Regions from separate parts of the Mus musculus genome. Here region 2 is linked to region 1. The links are chromatin loops, found by intact Hi-C in ENCODE. Cell type or tissue: left cerebral cortex. All regions are shown on one strand.

Region 1 (8,000 bases):
ACTGGAGCTAACTAGTCTATAGTTATGTTAATTTTATGATGTTTAATTTTTTTTTAAAGATTTATTTATTATTATATGTAAGTACACTGTAGTTGTCTTCAGACACTCCAGAAGAGGAGTTGGATCTCATTACGAATGGTTGTGAGCCACCATGTGGTTGCTGGGATTTGAACTCTGGACCTTCGGAAGAGCAGTCGGGTGCTCTTACCCACTGAGCCATCTCACCAGCCCATGATGTTTAATTTTATGAGAGTTTTCTTTTCCTCTGTTATCTGTTACCTAACAGTATAGTTCAGATAGGCAGGATAACTGCTTAATTATTTCCTTTCACTTGCCCAGTTTTTAAGATAATGGCTTCAGTTCACAATCATTTACATATCCAAAAAAATTTGTGCACCATATTAGTAACAGTAGCTCCAAAGCTAAACAATTCAAGTGTCTATACATAGAAAACTGAAATTGTGTGTATGTGTGTGTGTCCTGAACTGTAAATATAAATTAAGAAAGGGAGCTGAAATTGGATGGATCACAGGGCCCCCAATGGAGGAGCTAGAGAAAGTACCCAAGGAGCTGAAGGGATCTGCAATCCTATAGGTGGAACAACATTATGAACTAACCAGTACCCCCTGGAGCTCATGTCTCTAGCTGCATATGAAACAGAAGATGGCCTAGTCAGCCATCAGTGGAAAGAGAGACCCATTGGTCGTGCAAACTTTATATGCCTCAGTACAGGGGAACGCCAGGGCCAAGAAGTGGGAGTAGGTGGGTAGGGGAGTGGGTGGGGGAGCGTGTGGGGGACTTTTGGGATAGCATTGGAAATGTAAATGAAATAAATACCCAATAAAAATATATTAAAAAAAGAAAAATTATATAATAGTTCATAACACACATTTCCTATAAAATAAATGTATTTGTGTCTGGAAGACAGTAATGTAAGTTATTATAATGATTACAATTTTCTGATACCTACATATCATCTAAGAAATTAGTGCACTTTTGTAAAGCATATTTTAGTCTATGAAGATACTTTGCCCTGAATTATTTAGTGGGAACAATAAAATCAAACAAAATGTTTACTCCAAAAAAAAAAAGAAAGAAAGGGAGCTGAAATCCCTTACGGTGCTTTTGTTCCAGGGTTTTATTAAAGCAACTGGAAAAGAAACTAAGACAAATACTATTGAGCCTTAAGAAAAGAAAGGAAAATTTCACATATGCTAACATGTATGGATTTTGAGGGTATTATACTGAGTAAAATAAGCTAGTCACCAAACACAAATATCCTTGCAAACTGGAAGTAAAATGGTTTCCAGACTGAGCATGGGGAAATAACAAATTGTTATTTGGTGGGTATGGAATTGTTTGAGTTTAGAAAGGAGATTTCTGGAGATGGATGGTGGTCCTCAATGCTGAACCCTAAAAATGACTAAAACAGTAAATATCAGGTTGATATGTTTTTAAAAAAGATTTATTTTATTTATTTTATGTATATGAGTACACTGTAGCTGTAGAGATGGTTGTGAGCCTTCATGTGTTTGCTGGGAATTGAATTTTTAGGACTTCTGCTCGCTCTGGTCAACCCCGCTCGCTCAGTTCCTGCTTGCTCCAGCCCAAAGATTTATTTATTATTATATATAAGTACACTGTAGCTGACTTCAGACGCACCAGAAGAGGGCGTCGGATCTCATTACAGATGGTTGTGAGCCACCATGTGGTTTCTGGGATTTGAATTCATGACCTTCAGAAGAGTAGTCAGTGCTCTTACCCACTGAGCCATCTCACCAGCCCAATATGTTTTGTCATATATAAAAACACACATTGAATTTTCCACAATTCCACAGGTAGTTGGATTTTCTGCAAGAGCTACAAGGGTGAAGTAAAGACTGGGGTGGGTTTTATCTGGAAGCTCTAAGAAAGAATCCTTTTCAGGCTGTTAATCATATTTAGTTGCTTGTAGTTAAAACATCTGAAGTCTCTTTGTTACTGTCACTTGTCACCCTTACTCTGCTTTTGTGCCTAACTGCCAGGTCTCCTACTTATAGGAGCCAACAAAATACACATTTTCCTGTACTGTTGTGAATCCCTGATTCCCATTCTGCTCACAGCTGCAAAAAATACTATTTGATAAAGGCTCATGCAGATCAACAATATGAACTAAGTACCCCAGAGCTCGTGGCTCTAGCTGCATATGTAGCAGAGGATGGCCTAGTCAGTCATCAATGGGAGGAGAGGCCCTTGGTCTTGCAAAGATTCTATGCCCCAATACAGGGGAATGCCAGGGCCAGAAAGCGGGAGTGTGTGTGTGTGGGTTGGGGAGCAAGGGTAGGGGGGAGGGTATAGGGGATTTTCGGAGAGGAAACTAGGAAAGGGGAGAGCATTTGAAATGTAAATGAAGAAAACATCTAATTTAAAAAAAAAAAGAAGGAAAAAGGCTCATGCAATTAGGTTAGGTTAGGTAATCTTTCTGCTTTTATTAATCAAGGCACTGACATGCTCTCATCACATCCTGTTTGCATCTATAGTCCCAGGAGAAGAGATTATCCAAGAACAAGTGTCATTCTAAGAATCCTGCCTGCTGCCTATCCGGTCAGAGAAGGACCTACAGAAACCTGCATTTAAATCTCATTTTACCCTTTGATTGAGTGACAGAGGGAATCTGTATGCTTGGGTTTGAGTTTTCTTTAAGTGAGGATCCTAATGCCTTTCTAGCAGAGTTCTGTGAGCATTAGGCACTTGGTGCATCATGAAGGGTAATGCAAAGTGTATTTATGATAAGGCTGGGGTGCAGTTCACTTGGTAGTGCGCATGCTTCCTAGCATGCACAAGGGTTCCATCCTCAGAGCTGCATAAAAGCAGATGTGGCTGGTGCATTCCTCTAATCCCAGCACTAAGGAGGCAGAGGCAGGTTGAACACAAGTTCAAGGTCATCTCCTGTGACTTTAAGTTTAGGGTTTGTATTGCTTTGATGAAACACCATGATCAAAAAGCAAGTTGGGGAGGAAAGGGTTTATTTGGCTTATACTTCCATATTGTAGCCATGACTGAAGAAAGTCAGGACAGAAACTCAAGCAGGGCAGGAACCTGGAGGCAGGAGCTGATGCACAAGGGAATGGAAGTGTGCTGCTTACTGGCTTACTACCCATGGCTTGCTCAGCCTGCTTTCTTAAAGAACCCAGGACCACCAGCTGAGGGGTGGTGGCACCACCCACAATGGGCAGGACTCTCTCCCATCAATCACTAGTTAAGAAAATGCCCTACAGCCAGATCTTGTGAAGGCATTTTCTCCAAGGTTTTCACTTCTCAGATAACTATTGTGTGTGTCAAGTTGACATATAAATCTAGCCTGCACAAGATCCTGCCACAAAAACAAGAGTGGAGAGGGGGGAGAGAAAGATTGTCCTTTGGGCTTCCTGTGTGAGAAACATCTGGGCAGTTGTCGATTGCCAGGAGCCCCCATCTACACACCTTATTTTAGAGAAAGATCCTAGGATCTTTAGTTTTGAACACACCCTCTGGTTGATTATGTTATGCAGACAAGTTGGGATCACTGTAGACGGATCTCGGGGAGCTCACATGTTACTGCCTGAGACGCTTCGCAGATCTAGTTTCTTGACCTTTTAAGGTGTCAGGATTAGCATTTTTTTTTTTTTTTCTGGAGTTAGGGACGAGTTTCGTGCTTCGTGCACCACTTCCAAACCCCATCTCCAGGCACTGAATTGACTTAGTTATTTATCAAGGTCACACATTCATGGTGAATCTGTCAGCAAAATTATGTGCCACTAGATGGCGCGCTTGCCCTGAAGAAGTAGTGATGGTTGCTGCTTGGATCTGATCTTCCACTTCATCCCCATGGTTTTATTTTTAGGTTTTAGCCTTTTGAGATAGGGTTTCTCTGTGTAACCCTGGCTGCCCCGAAACTCTCTTTCCCTGTGAACCAGGATGGCCTCGAACTTACAGAGATCTGCCTGCTTCTGCCTCCTAAGTGCTGGGATTGAAGGTGTGTGCCACCACTCCCCAGCCCCATGTTTCATCTGAAAGCACAACAATAACATTTTTAGGAAATATCTGCAAAATGGATAAGTAAAAGCATTAAAGAGGGTGAGAGGTAGAGACCACAGCATGGCGTCTGTGGAATGAAGGTTAAGAATGAATTCTGCCCTATGAAATGAGCCAACACTTTCCATGCATTCCTGAGCTCTTAAAAAGAAGAAGAAAAGCTAGACCAGACGGGGTACCATACTGTTCACTCACAGAATTGTCAGCATCAAATTTGTTAATGTATTTGAAAAGTGGTAGAGATTGAACCTACTGCTTTAGAGATCCCAGACCAGCAGTTCACCACTGAGGGGCATTCCCACACCACTGAGGGGCATTTCCAGCTCCCTTTAGTTTTTTTCAGACCAGGGCTTACTGATGCCCATGCTGGCCTTGAACCGTGGTTCTCTGCCTCAGCCTCTCGAGTAGCTGAGATCATAGGCTTGGGCTGCCATGCCTGCCTATAGTAAGCACTATTGGTGCAGACGAATCTTGGACTCTGACATTCTGAGAGGCTTAGGATCACCACAGAGAGATGGATTATAAGTCTTATGTACTTAATAGTGAAGCAGTGTGCGAGTTCTTTCTTTTTTGTATGTGTATGTGATTTGCATACATGTTCTCCTGTGTGCAGCGCTTTCCAAGTTATTAGTAAGGCAGGCCCATTCAGGTGAACTCTCAGCTTGCCATGCTAGCCAGTTCGCTCCAGGGCTCCTGTCTCTGCCTTCAGATGCTGGCTTTCTAGGCAGAAGAACGTTCATGTGAGTCCAGGGGATCCAAACTCTGGTCTTGGCAAAAGATCTCACAGTGAGCACTTTAACTCCTAGGCACTCTCCTAAACCTCACGGTCCTCATTAAATCAGCAGCGAGAGAGGTGCCTGCATTTGCTGCTGCTTCAGTGTTAAACCCTGCAGGTCCTAGAATATCAAATGAAGAAAAAGCAAGAGATAAATGGCTTGGTCAGAAAATTTGTGTTTGCGTATGTTTCTGTAAACTACACAAGTGGTCTCGGCACGTGGTCATATAAGAGCAAGGAACAAAGAAAAAAGATAGGATAGGCGATGGGACAGTAGGAGAATTAAAGTTAATCCTATTTGCACATAACATGTTTATGTGCGTACAATCCACGAGAACCTACAGAAGCATTGGAGGGATGGCTCAGTGGGTAACAATGTTCGCTGCTCAATCAGATGACCTGAATTCACTTGCCAACTCCCACAATTTGTCCTCTGACCTCTGCATGTGTGCCATGACACATATGTGCCAATAAATAAAATAATGTGAAAACATTGCATAAACTTTATTTTTATAACTAGCCTTGAACAAAAACTTTGGATATTGAGGTTACTGGAGAGATAGATCAGTGGTTAAGAGTACACACTGTTCTTTCTGAGGATTGGAGATCAATTCCAGCAACCATTTCAGGTGACCCACAACTGCCTATAATCCAGCTCCAGGGTATTTAATACCTTCTGCTGGCATCTGTGGGCACCTTTGCATAATAGCATACATGCACAGATGCACACACAGATGTAAATATAAATACATCTCAGGAGGCAGAGCCAAGTGCATCTCTGAATTTGAGGACAGTCTGGTCTACTAAGGAAGTTCCAGATCAAATCATTTGTGTGTTTGTATATGTGTGTATGTATATATATATGTATATGCACATATATATGTGCACGTATATATAGTAAGACCCTGTCTCAAAAACAGCAAATTGGATATGAGAACAATGTGCAAAAGCTAGTAACATTCTTTAATAATTCCTGTAATCAACTAGGAAAAGAGTTAAAAGAACTATATTTGTAATAATAGGTGGGCATGTTTAAAGGACATGTATATATGAGTGCACAGTTAAGTTCTACTGTTGTTTCTGTAGCCAGGGACATTGTGTGCTTAGTGTAAAGTGGGAATAGTGTGCTTAGCAGCAACCATGTTCCTTTTAGGAGGTGGGTGAGCAATTTATGCTCTGGAGTGGTCATCATTCCTTTATTGCCTTTGGAATCAGTTTACCAACCTACTTCTCTCTCTTTCTCTCTCTCGCTCACTCGCTCGCTCGCTCTGCAAACAAAACACACAAAACAACACCTTGTATCTTGTTTTGCCTTGTTTTTTTTCTCCCAAATCATTAAAACAAAACTGATTCTATCTTAGGCTTTTGCATCATTATTCATGTTTAAAGTCTTTCTGTGTGTATAGAAAAAAGAGAAAAAGAAAACCAAGAAATCCATCCACTTGGAGAAGACTCTGAAGCTGTAGCTACTGTCTGCAGCCTGAAGAAGTATGTACTGATGAGCATGCCTCAGAGAAGACCAGCAGTGGCGCACAACTTAATCTTAGCACTCAGGAGGCAGAGGCAGGCGGATCTCTGAGTTCGAGGCCAGCCAATCTATAAAGTGAGTTCTAGGACAGACAGGGCTACACAGATAAACTGTCTTGGAAAAAACAAAAGAAAACAAAACCCAAGACACAACAAAAAAGAAAACCTCAGAGAAAAAGAGGCCATAGAAGATAAGTATGTATTATGTTGGGGTCATGAGCCTTAAAAGCATCACAATAAAAGGTTGATATTTTGGTGGGTTAGAACAACAGTTTTCTTGATATTATTTCCTCTATGAGTTGCCAAGAGAAGCTTTGCTCCAGAATGCCCCCACCCCCACCCCAATATCAGAGCAAACCCAGAAGGGGGGAGAGGAAGGGTAGCAGAGAGAATAACTGGGGATGTGTGGTTGTGGGAAGGGTCTTGCAACAACCGGTAGCTCTCAAGCAGTTCAGGTACAGAAGTCACTGAGGGAAGTTAGCGCCTTGGGGCTCAGCTGTGGTGCAGTGTGGCCGTCTCTGAAACCTGGCCAGTTGTGACAGTGAAAGTAGAAGTCCTTCGTTATTGTACCAGAGCAACAGGAATAATTCAGGATTGTTGTGGGCAAACAGGTCATAAGGTCACCTTCTGTGAGATGAAGAAGAGCTGGCGATGTGCTTCTTGCACTCAAGGAATGGAAGACTGAGACGAGTTACAGGCCAGAGGTTTGGATGATCACAGAATCCTGCCTGGAAAGGAATTAGAGAAAGTCTAATTGCTGGAGTGGATGCAGACTCAAAGAGGGTCCTGGCTGTTGTTGAAGAGTCTTGCATATGTGCACCAGCAGCTGGGGCTGGTGAAGAGGAGAGAAAAGGTGAGAGGGAATGGAGTAAGATGGGTGAAAACCTTTGCCCAGAAAACCATGAGCATTGTGGTAGTGAAGCTGTCAATCAGTGTGAGTGCACTCGTTCATGCATGGAACTTGCTGAGTCCACTTAACACTTCTAAGGGTCGAGAATACCACCCCTAATTCAGGTTTTCTCAGACAGTTCCATAGACCTCAGAAGATAAGTTCCATGCTCTCACCTACCCTCCTGTACATGGCCAGCTTGACTGTGGTGGAGGTATGATTTAGAACATAAAAAGGCCAAGAAAAGTGAGAGGGCCTATTTTCCTAATACTGAAATGTAAAAGCTTCTAGAGGCTTCCAGAAAACAGTGCAGGAAAAATATTTCCTTGGTCTTAGGACTGAGAAACACTTCTTGAAGGACACACGGGAAGTACAACTATAAAGTATAAACTGAAGACATTGTAGGGAAGGAATTAAAGTTAAGAACTGTTCCTCAGAAGACAGAAGATGTAAAGGGCAGGGGACAGATACTGTAGACAATAGAAAGAAAACTGAGAATAGGAAAAGATGGTTTGTTTCTTGCGTATCAACGTCACTGAACGGTTGTCATCGTACAGAGGATATGCAAATAGCGATAAACATGAAAAGATACCCAATCAGATACCAGAGAAATGGAAACTAAAGCCCCTGTCAGATTTTCAGTGGTCACTGCTGCGTGATTTCAGATGTGCTCGTGAAGTGGGAGTGAGGCCAGCACAGCTGCTCTTAGAACCCTCAACAGTCTGCAGACCACCAGGCTCATACCTCTGATCTAGT
Region 2 (8,000 bases), 82 kb after region 1:
ACTGGTAGGACTGAATTCTGTGACTCTGAATTCATAGACACCAAGAAAAATTGATACTGCTGACTTAGTTAAGTGTAACCCGGGAATATGTAAATGTGGGGTACTCTTTTTTAATTCTGAACAATATAAATATTTTACCACAGTGGATGTTAATGAGAAAGGGAATATGTGTGAAGTGTAAGATGCTACTAGTTGAGAGGAGAATAATTAGTACAATTTAAAGGAAATAAAATTAACGAAAGCCAGGTATATTGGCTCTTACCTGTGGTCTCAGCATGTAGGAACCTGAGGTAGGAGGATCCCCAAGAGTTGAAGCTAACCTGAGCTGAGTGAGATCTTTTCTCAAAAATCTGTTAGTTACACCATACGTCTCTGTGTTTTCGAATGATAGTAAGGCCAGAGATTATGCCACACATGAAGTCTTATATGAATTTCTACTCCTTCAGAAAATAAGCTTGTTATTACTTAGCATTGATGGGGGGAGGGGGGGCTCTGTCTGATCTTCTGTGGTTTGAGTTTCAGAAGCACTGTTGTGCTGGGTGTTGGCTGTCCTGGCTGGCTCTGCTGATGCTCAGAGTGTCAGGGACTGAGAGGCTGGAGGCATAAAGAGAAACATTAATTTGAATTACTGTAGAAAAATTCATATGTCAGAGTTTTATATTCTAAATAGTTGAGGCTATTGAGTATGTGTTGGGCTGTTCTTCTAACTTATTTCACATATTCAAATCTAGAACCCGCTCAGTTGTGTAAGTCAGAGCAGCGTCCATCTTCCTTACCTGTTGGACCTGTGTTAGCTACCTTGGGACATCATCAGACTCCAACACCAAATAGTACAGGTACAGATCCGGGTAACCTTCACTTCTTATAACTTTCCATTAACGTGTGAGATTTATGTTTGGCTCCCAGTAGGGAAAAGGATGAGGGACTGTAATAGCTGCTGACATTAGCAATAACTTAGTTTTTCATTGCAGTCCACCTTAAAGTGGGTAGTTTTGTAATTGAGCCAAGAATATTAGTAATTATAATTTAATTTTTAATATAGGGCTTTGTTTGTGTACCCTCTGCTTGGGCTTCTGATTGAATCTTTTTTTAAAAAAATAAATTGCTCACTTGAGACTTGCACACTGTCTCATGGACAAGGAGTGTGACAGTGTAGGAGTGCAGTGACTGGAAGTAGGAAGGCCTGGCAACACTCTCGTTCATGTGCTGTGTGTCCACCTGCACTGTCACTCTGTCCTGACCACAGTGGAGTCATCTGCTTCTTGACTGGCTTTCAGCAGAGAGGCAAGCACTGCCCTTCTTACGTGGTCACCTCGGGGTATTAAGGGTTTGCCACTGACATAGGTGATCCCAGGGCTTTCTTAGTAGGGCAGTGAGTCACTGCTCACCTTTGACCCATGTACTTTTTAGGAAACATTTATCAGTCTCACTTTTATCAATTTTGTAGTATTAAATATGTCATTTTAATTTACATTTATTTATAGTCATCTTTACCCTTTCTATGATATACAGGGCTACACCAATGTTAGGTACTAAATTTATTTCTTGTTTTAAAGTTAATTAACTTTGCATCTTGTTAACTGTAGAACCAGACACAAGAAAATGAACTTAGAACTTTTGACTCTGTTAAATGAGGACGTTTAAAGAGTATATATAGGTCCTGGTGAGCAAGTGGGACCCTGACATTTCTTGTCACTACACAGACACTTCCTTAGTGGAACTTTTCTGTGTAACAGTGAAAAATTATCATGTGTATCTTAGCCCATATTAAATTTTGGGGCAGTGAGTAATGTTATACTTGGGTTTTTTTCATATTTAACAGCACAAATGCCTTCTAAACTTTGAAGAAAAAAATAGGAGTCAACAGTAGTTCTTTTACTTGGGAAATGCTAATAAACAGTTTTAGTAATGAGATTAAAGGTTTTTTGGCTTTTGTGTTTCATGAACTCTGTCTTACCTTGCTTAAAAGTTAGAACCTGTAGGCATGTGATGTGGCTCTCAGCTGCCATGCTTGCATGGGGAAGCTGGTGCAGGGATTGCTGCAAGTTTGAGGTTAGCTGGATCCATATACTGAGTTATAGGCCAGCCAGGGCTACAGAAGGAAAAAAATTAACCTATGAACTTTGTTTATTCATTTGTTTCATATGATGTGATTATGATCAGATTGTAAAGTGGCCAGAATTTCTCCACTTGGAAATACATAAAACTGGTTAATAAATGAAAGTGTGAGGAACATTTCTGTATGGCAGCCAGTTTTCATATAAATTATTTTCAGAGGGTGAGGATTATCTTCTGATAATTATTCTGAAGAAGGTACTAAAAAGTATCTTAACATTTATAGTTGGATTTAAGGAGATTAAAAATTATGTTAGTTTATGCTTTCTGTCTTGTTTTCATTCTAACTTCCCTATCTTCTCCATCTTTTTTCCTTCTCTAGCATAGAAAACATCTTTCCTTTAACAATAAGTCATGTTGAAATCTTAATACTTGGGCTTGCAGTTTACATTCACATCCGTTTTCTCGTGTTTTCCATTATATGGTCACAGACATACGTTGCCTGTTAATTGTGATTCATGGTCTTTTTTTTCCTGTTCCAACAAGAGTATTGTGGTCCCATTTGCTGTTGAGGAACAGAGAATTTAGTTATTTGGCAAGGCACGTTAACCTTTGGAACTTCTATAATAAGCTTTACTTGAGCTAACGAGCCATTTTGTCTAAAAGGGTCTTTGTGAACCTGGTGCAAAGAATAGCTGGTTGGTTTATTTTCATTAACTGAACTGAGATACAAGAACAGGCTAAACGTGTAGAGGTAGATCTTCATTTGCTTCTGTTACTGCTGTCTTTGTTTTCTGTTGCTGTTTTTGACAGGGTGTCTCTTCATAGTTGTGGGTAGCCCATAACTGGCTGTGTAGACGGGCCTTGACTTCACAGAGACATCCTGCCTCTGCCTCTCAAGTGCTAGGAGCAGAGGCCACACCGTCTTGCCTGGGTTCTTTGGCTTCTGATTGGCAGTAATAGCAGTAACCGAACTTGAGCATCCACCAGGCATCTGTGTTAGATTAGTTACAAGTAACGTGCCGGCCATCAGACAGTAGGCGAGTGTCCCTGTTTGTTCTTACTCATTACTGGCCAGTGTAGCAAGCATGCAGAGACCAGATGATAGTCTTTCCTCTGGCTCTCTATTGATTCTGCCTGCTTTAGTTAGAGTCTGCTGTTAGAAGATGCTCTTGGGGTCTTCCTTTTCTGCACGTTTCCCTTAGTAGCTCTGCTTTATCTCTGCTCTGAGCCATGTGTACCTGAATTAGGTTAGGAAGAAGGGCGTGGATGCTGTGTGCCCAGGACTTTGTGGACAGGTTTTCCATCTTCTGTGGTGAGTGGCTTGAAGTCTGACTATGCGTGGTGTCAGGCAGTATCTAGTGGTCATGCAGCCTTGCATTTCCATTGCTGTTGGTATCTTAGTGTATGGTATAAAGAGCCATGGCTCCCATTGGTACTGCTATCTCTTGTGGGATGCCAAACACCAGCGTGTGTGCAATCAGAAGGACTCCTTACTACTACAGAACACAAGTTAATCTTAAGTCACAGTGTGGAGATACAGAATTTTTCCCATTTGTTTAAAAGGTTATATCCAGGCTGTGGGTGTTACTGCTCAGTGGGAGGATGTTTTTTTAGTATGTGTGAATCCCTGGAATCAGTGTTCAGTACTATAAAATGAATAAAGAAAAAAGGCTGTGTCCCCAGTCTGTATCACAGTTGCCCTTGTTGTTTTCATTGTCTGATTTAACCGTTGGTCAAAAAATAAGGTGAGAATTACATCAGTTGACCAAACTTGGTCTTGACTTTAGAGAGGTCTGTTGTGGGCCCATCTCCTTAACTACCACCGTTTTCCCTAATTGAAAACCTTTGACTCGTAGGCAGTGGGAACTCACCACCTAGCAGCAGTCTGACTCCTCCCAGCCATGTCAACTTGTCTCCAAATACAGTCCCAGAGTTCTCTTACTCTAGCAGTGAAGATGAGTTCTATGATGCTGATGAATTCCATCAAAGTGGCTCGTCCCCAAAGCGCTTAATAGAGTAAGTATGTGAATAATGTACGTATTCAAATTTTAAAGGATGTGGTCTTCAGACCGCTGTTAGTGAGACACTTGCCTCATGAAGGCTTATTCAGCAGTTAGTTCTGTCACAGTTTTGACTTGTACTCCTGACTTAATAGTACAAACTTAATAAATAGCATCAGGTTTGGTAATGTGCCGGCAATGTTAGATTAGCTCTGTATGTTTCTGTAGTGGCCCTGCCATCAGAAAAGAGTCACATCTCATATGTTTGTATAGGAATATATCTAACAACTAAAAACTGGAATTTTATTGGGTGGAGGAATGGCATGGTGTCTTAGTCGTTTTGGGTGATTGTAGACTGGAAGCTTATAAATAAAAGGATTTTATTTCTCATAGTGCAGTCCAAAATCTGGTTGCTGGCAGATTTGTTTTGTGCTAGGAGGCTTGCTTTCTGTTGCACAGGTAACACCATCTGGTAATGTTCTCTTGTGGTGGAAGGCACAGCAGAGCTCTGGAGCTTCTAATCTGTGTCCCAGAGTTATTATCTCCTGACCTCTTAGTACTGCCCCACTGGCAACTCAAGGTTCAGCGTTAGAATTTAGAAGCAAGGTTGGAAAGGGATCTCGGGAGTTAAAAGCACTGGCTGCTCTTCCAGAGGATCTAGGTTTGATTCCCAGCACCCACATGGCAGCTTACATCTGCCTGTAACTTCACTTCCAGGGAATTCAGTGCTGCCTTCTGCTCAGTAGGGTAATGCATACATGTAGGACACACAAGCTTACACAGCCATATATAACTACATAAATGTTCACACCGTGGCATGCATTATGGTTATATATAGGAAACCATGGGGCACATTCAGGTGCTGGGCTAGGGAAGGCTTCCCAGAGGAGAGAGTGAATGTGATTCTGAGGTGAAGTATAGAGAGCAGACCTGGGATGAGAAGAGGAAGAGTGGACAGACTGAACCCCGTTAGAAAGGTGTGGCTGACGGCGGATTGGCAAACGGACAAATGGACAAGCAGTCCTGGGGACAGTCGGCAGCACTGTTTCTTACCCGTTAGCCTTAGCGAAAGCTGGGAGGGTGGGAGCCTGCGCTCCTCACCGTTGCCCACAGTGTCTCCAGCTTATGTGATGGAATTTGCAGCATTGATGGATAGGCTCTGCAAGAGATCATTACGTGGACAAACTGGCCCACATCTTCAGCTACTGCATTAGCAATGCTTTACAGCATTGAAAAGCAGCAGTCACTGGGATTTGAATTTCACTGGATGGTGACTTGCTTTGTTTTGGAGGGGCTATTTAAAATATGGGGAATCTGAAACAGAACCACCTGAGTGACATCATTACCCTGGTGGAATGCAGTCTAGAGATACAGAAGAAAGATGAGTTCAGCCACTGTAGTGCAGACCAGAGCCTACAGCTTAAAGTAGGCAGGAAGCTCTAAAGAAAGAGCAGCATAGGGCTGGAGAGATGGCTCAGCGGGTAAGAGCACTGACTGCTCTACCGAAGGTCCTGAGTTCAAATCCCAGCAACCATGTGGTGGCTCACAACCACCCGTAATGAGATCTGACACCCTCTTCTGGTGTGTCTGAAAACAGCTATAGTGCACTTATGTAGTATAATAAATAAATATTTGGGCTGGAACAAGTAGGGACTGAGCGAGCGGAGCTGATTGGAGTGAGCGATCAGAGGTCCTAAAAAATCAATTCCCAACAACCCCATAAAGGCTCATAACCATCTGTACAGCTGCAATGTACACACATACATAAAAATAAATAAATCTTTAAAAAAAAAAAAAGAAAGAGCAGCATAAACATTTGAAAACATGATGACAGACTGGCACTATGCATGGACAGAAGTATAAATTTCTCCAACACATAATGATCATCCAGAGACTAAGACTTTACATAAGAGAAAAACAGGCAAAGGACATGAATAAAAGATACATAGATAAATACACATATTTAACATGCAAAATTAGTAGTCGGCTTCTTTATCCATTGAGGAGTGGCCATGTTCATCCTGGTGAAGACATGAAGCAGATTGCATGGAGAGGGAGGTAGTCTTTATCACGATTACAGTGCTGTCCTTAGCTTGACAGTTCCACTGTGGACACTGATCCTGTAGCTGATCTACACCTGTAAAGAAGTGTATAACTAGCTGGTTGCAGTGTGGTTTGTCTGACCGTAGGAAGCTCCTGAAGAGTGACAGTGATGTGACTGTGAACAGCAGTGATCATGCCTACTCAGTGGGGTTCTCTCCAACCCTTTCATAGTAGCCTCGAGTGTGGCAGTGCACACCTGTAATCTCAGCACCAAGGAAGCAGACGCAGACCAGTCTCTGAATTCCAGGCCAGACTGCTCTGTATAGCAAATTCCAGGCTAGCCAGGGCTATGTAATAAAACCCTGTCTCAAACAAACAAACAAAAGTAGCATGTTAATAAATGGTAAAACCTCCCCAGTATTATAGGCCTATATACCCCAAAGTATACCCAAAGTAAGGCCGAACTTAGTTTACTCACTACCTTTTGTGGAAAGAGGGAAAAACACGGTTTTCTTGTTTATACTTAAACACTAGAAAAAAAAATAAACTACTTAGTACTTAGTGGGGGGTGCTGGCTTTAAAACAGTTACATAAGCGGAAGCAAGCCCTTTCTCACTGTTCACACAGCAGTCCTCGTTTTGTTTGGAGTTCGTTGTTGCTGTCTGGTACTGGAAATTTAGCCCTTGGCCCTATGGGTGGGAAGCATTTGCTTAACTCCTTAGTTGCGTATAAGAACCACCCACCACTAGAGATCAGAGTTTTCCCAGGGTCAGGGTCAGGCTGGAGAAGTCTGCCCCAGATGTTCCTTTTCATTCTAAGAAGCAGTCAAGAGAAGCCCTGCTTTGTACATGGCATTGCCGGCTGTCATCTTTCTCTTGGGTTTCTTGTTTTGTCTTTTTATGTGTGTGTGTGTGAAGGCATAATTGATAGAGTTGCATGAACATTTGTGTACTGCGAATCATCAACAGGCTCAGGAAAGAGCATAGCTATTGAAAGTTCTGGTGTGTCCCTTTGTCCTTTCTCCCAATACTTGTCCTCTCCTCTTCTTCTGTCACTAGGTAGTTTTCTTCTTTAAGAGCGTAGCAGGACTGAGGTGAGGCTCAGTGGTTAAGTGCTTGCCTGGCATGCATTAAAGCCAGCACTGGGGTGGGGCAGGAAGCAGTAACAACCAAAAGGACAAGAAGAATGTTGTGTTCTGGGCCACACAGCGAACATTGTTGCTTCCTTTTGCACAGCACTGCACTTTGAAGTTCCTCAGGCTAGCTGTGTACTCGTGTGTCACTAGCTCATTTCCTTGTATTGCTGGGCATCTATTGTAGGCCTATTACTGTACTACTTTGTTCATCTATTGATAGGCTGTCAATTTTACTTTTAGTTAGGTTTCAGTTGTTACAAACAAAGTCTTTTGTGCCCCTATCCCCACCCAAAGGCATGGAGGGTAGAATGCTTGATTTATTTGTAAGCAGTGTAACTGATGTGCAAGACATAATGTTTTATTTATTACACTTTTAGGAATTTTGGACATCTTCCCATGAACGTTGGCAGCTGCTGACCAGGTCTGCATTTTAGGTGCCCCAGAAAGGCTAGACTAAGGTAGAAAGAAGAGACAAAGCCAGGCATGGTGGCACACGCCTTTCATCCCAACACTTGGGAGGCACAGGCAGGTGAATTTCTGAGTTCGAGGCCAGCCTGGTCTACAGAGTGAGTTCCAGAACAGCCAGGGCTACACAGAGAAACCTTGTCTCAGAAAACCAAAAAAAAAAAAAAAAGAGACATACAAAACCTGGTACTTGGCTAAGCAGCTGGCGTGCCTTTCCCTGTGGACCATGGTCCCTGAGGATGGAGGGAAGTGCTGGGCTGGAGATACTGAGCACGGAGGCTTGGCAGCTCCTGCTGATA

What was found. Peaks named below come from ENCODE experiments on the same cell type or tissue, not always from the same donor. Only the 100,000 strongest peaks of a DNase experiment are listed, where the experiment ranks them.
Region 2: a loop joins it to region 1, with 2.1 times the contacts of the local background. A loop is called at or near these places in 10 of 42 quality-filtered maps.

The regions. Positions count from the first base shown.
Region 1 is chr4:109,161,498-109,169,497 of GRCm38, reverse strand. The region is part of intron 2 of Osbpl9 (oxysterol binding protein-like 9); the gene reads left to right. Gm52703 (a long non-coding RNA gene) reads right to left here. Exons shown (of 3, transcript XR_003955256.1): 3 at 4,321-4,949. Among named protein-coding and RNA genes, the nearest start is that of Gm52703, 32 kb to the right of the region's middle. In left cerebral cortex, a CTCF peak has its summit at 3,771 (motif pointing right); a DNase peak (open chromatin) is centred at 3,780.
Region 2 is chr4:109,079,163-109,087,162 of GRCm38, reverse strand. It overlaps Osbpl9 (oxysterol binding protein-like 9), which reads left to right. Exons shown (of 24, transcript NM_001368727.1): 11 at 732-836; 12 at 3,915-4,074. Gm32581 (a long non-coding RNA gene) reads right to left here. Exons shown (of 2, transcript XR_868005.3): 1 at 7,885-8,000; 2 at 5,939-6,463. Among named protein-coding and RNA genes, the nearest start is that of Gm32581, 4.3 kb to the right of the region's middle. In left cerebral cortex, no CTCF peak of the experiment used is centred here; a DNase peak (open chromatin) is centred at 3,612; H3K27ac peaks cover 276 bases.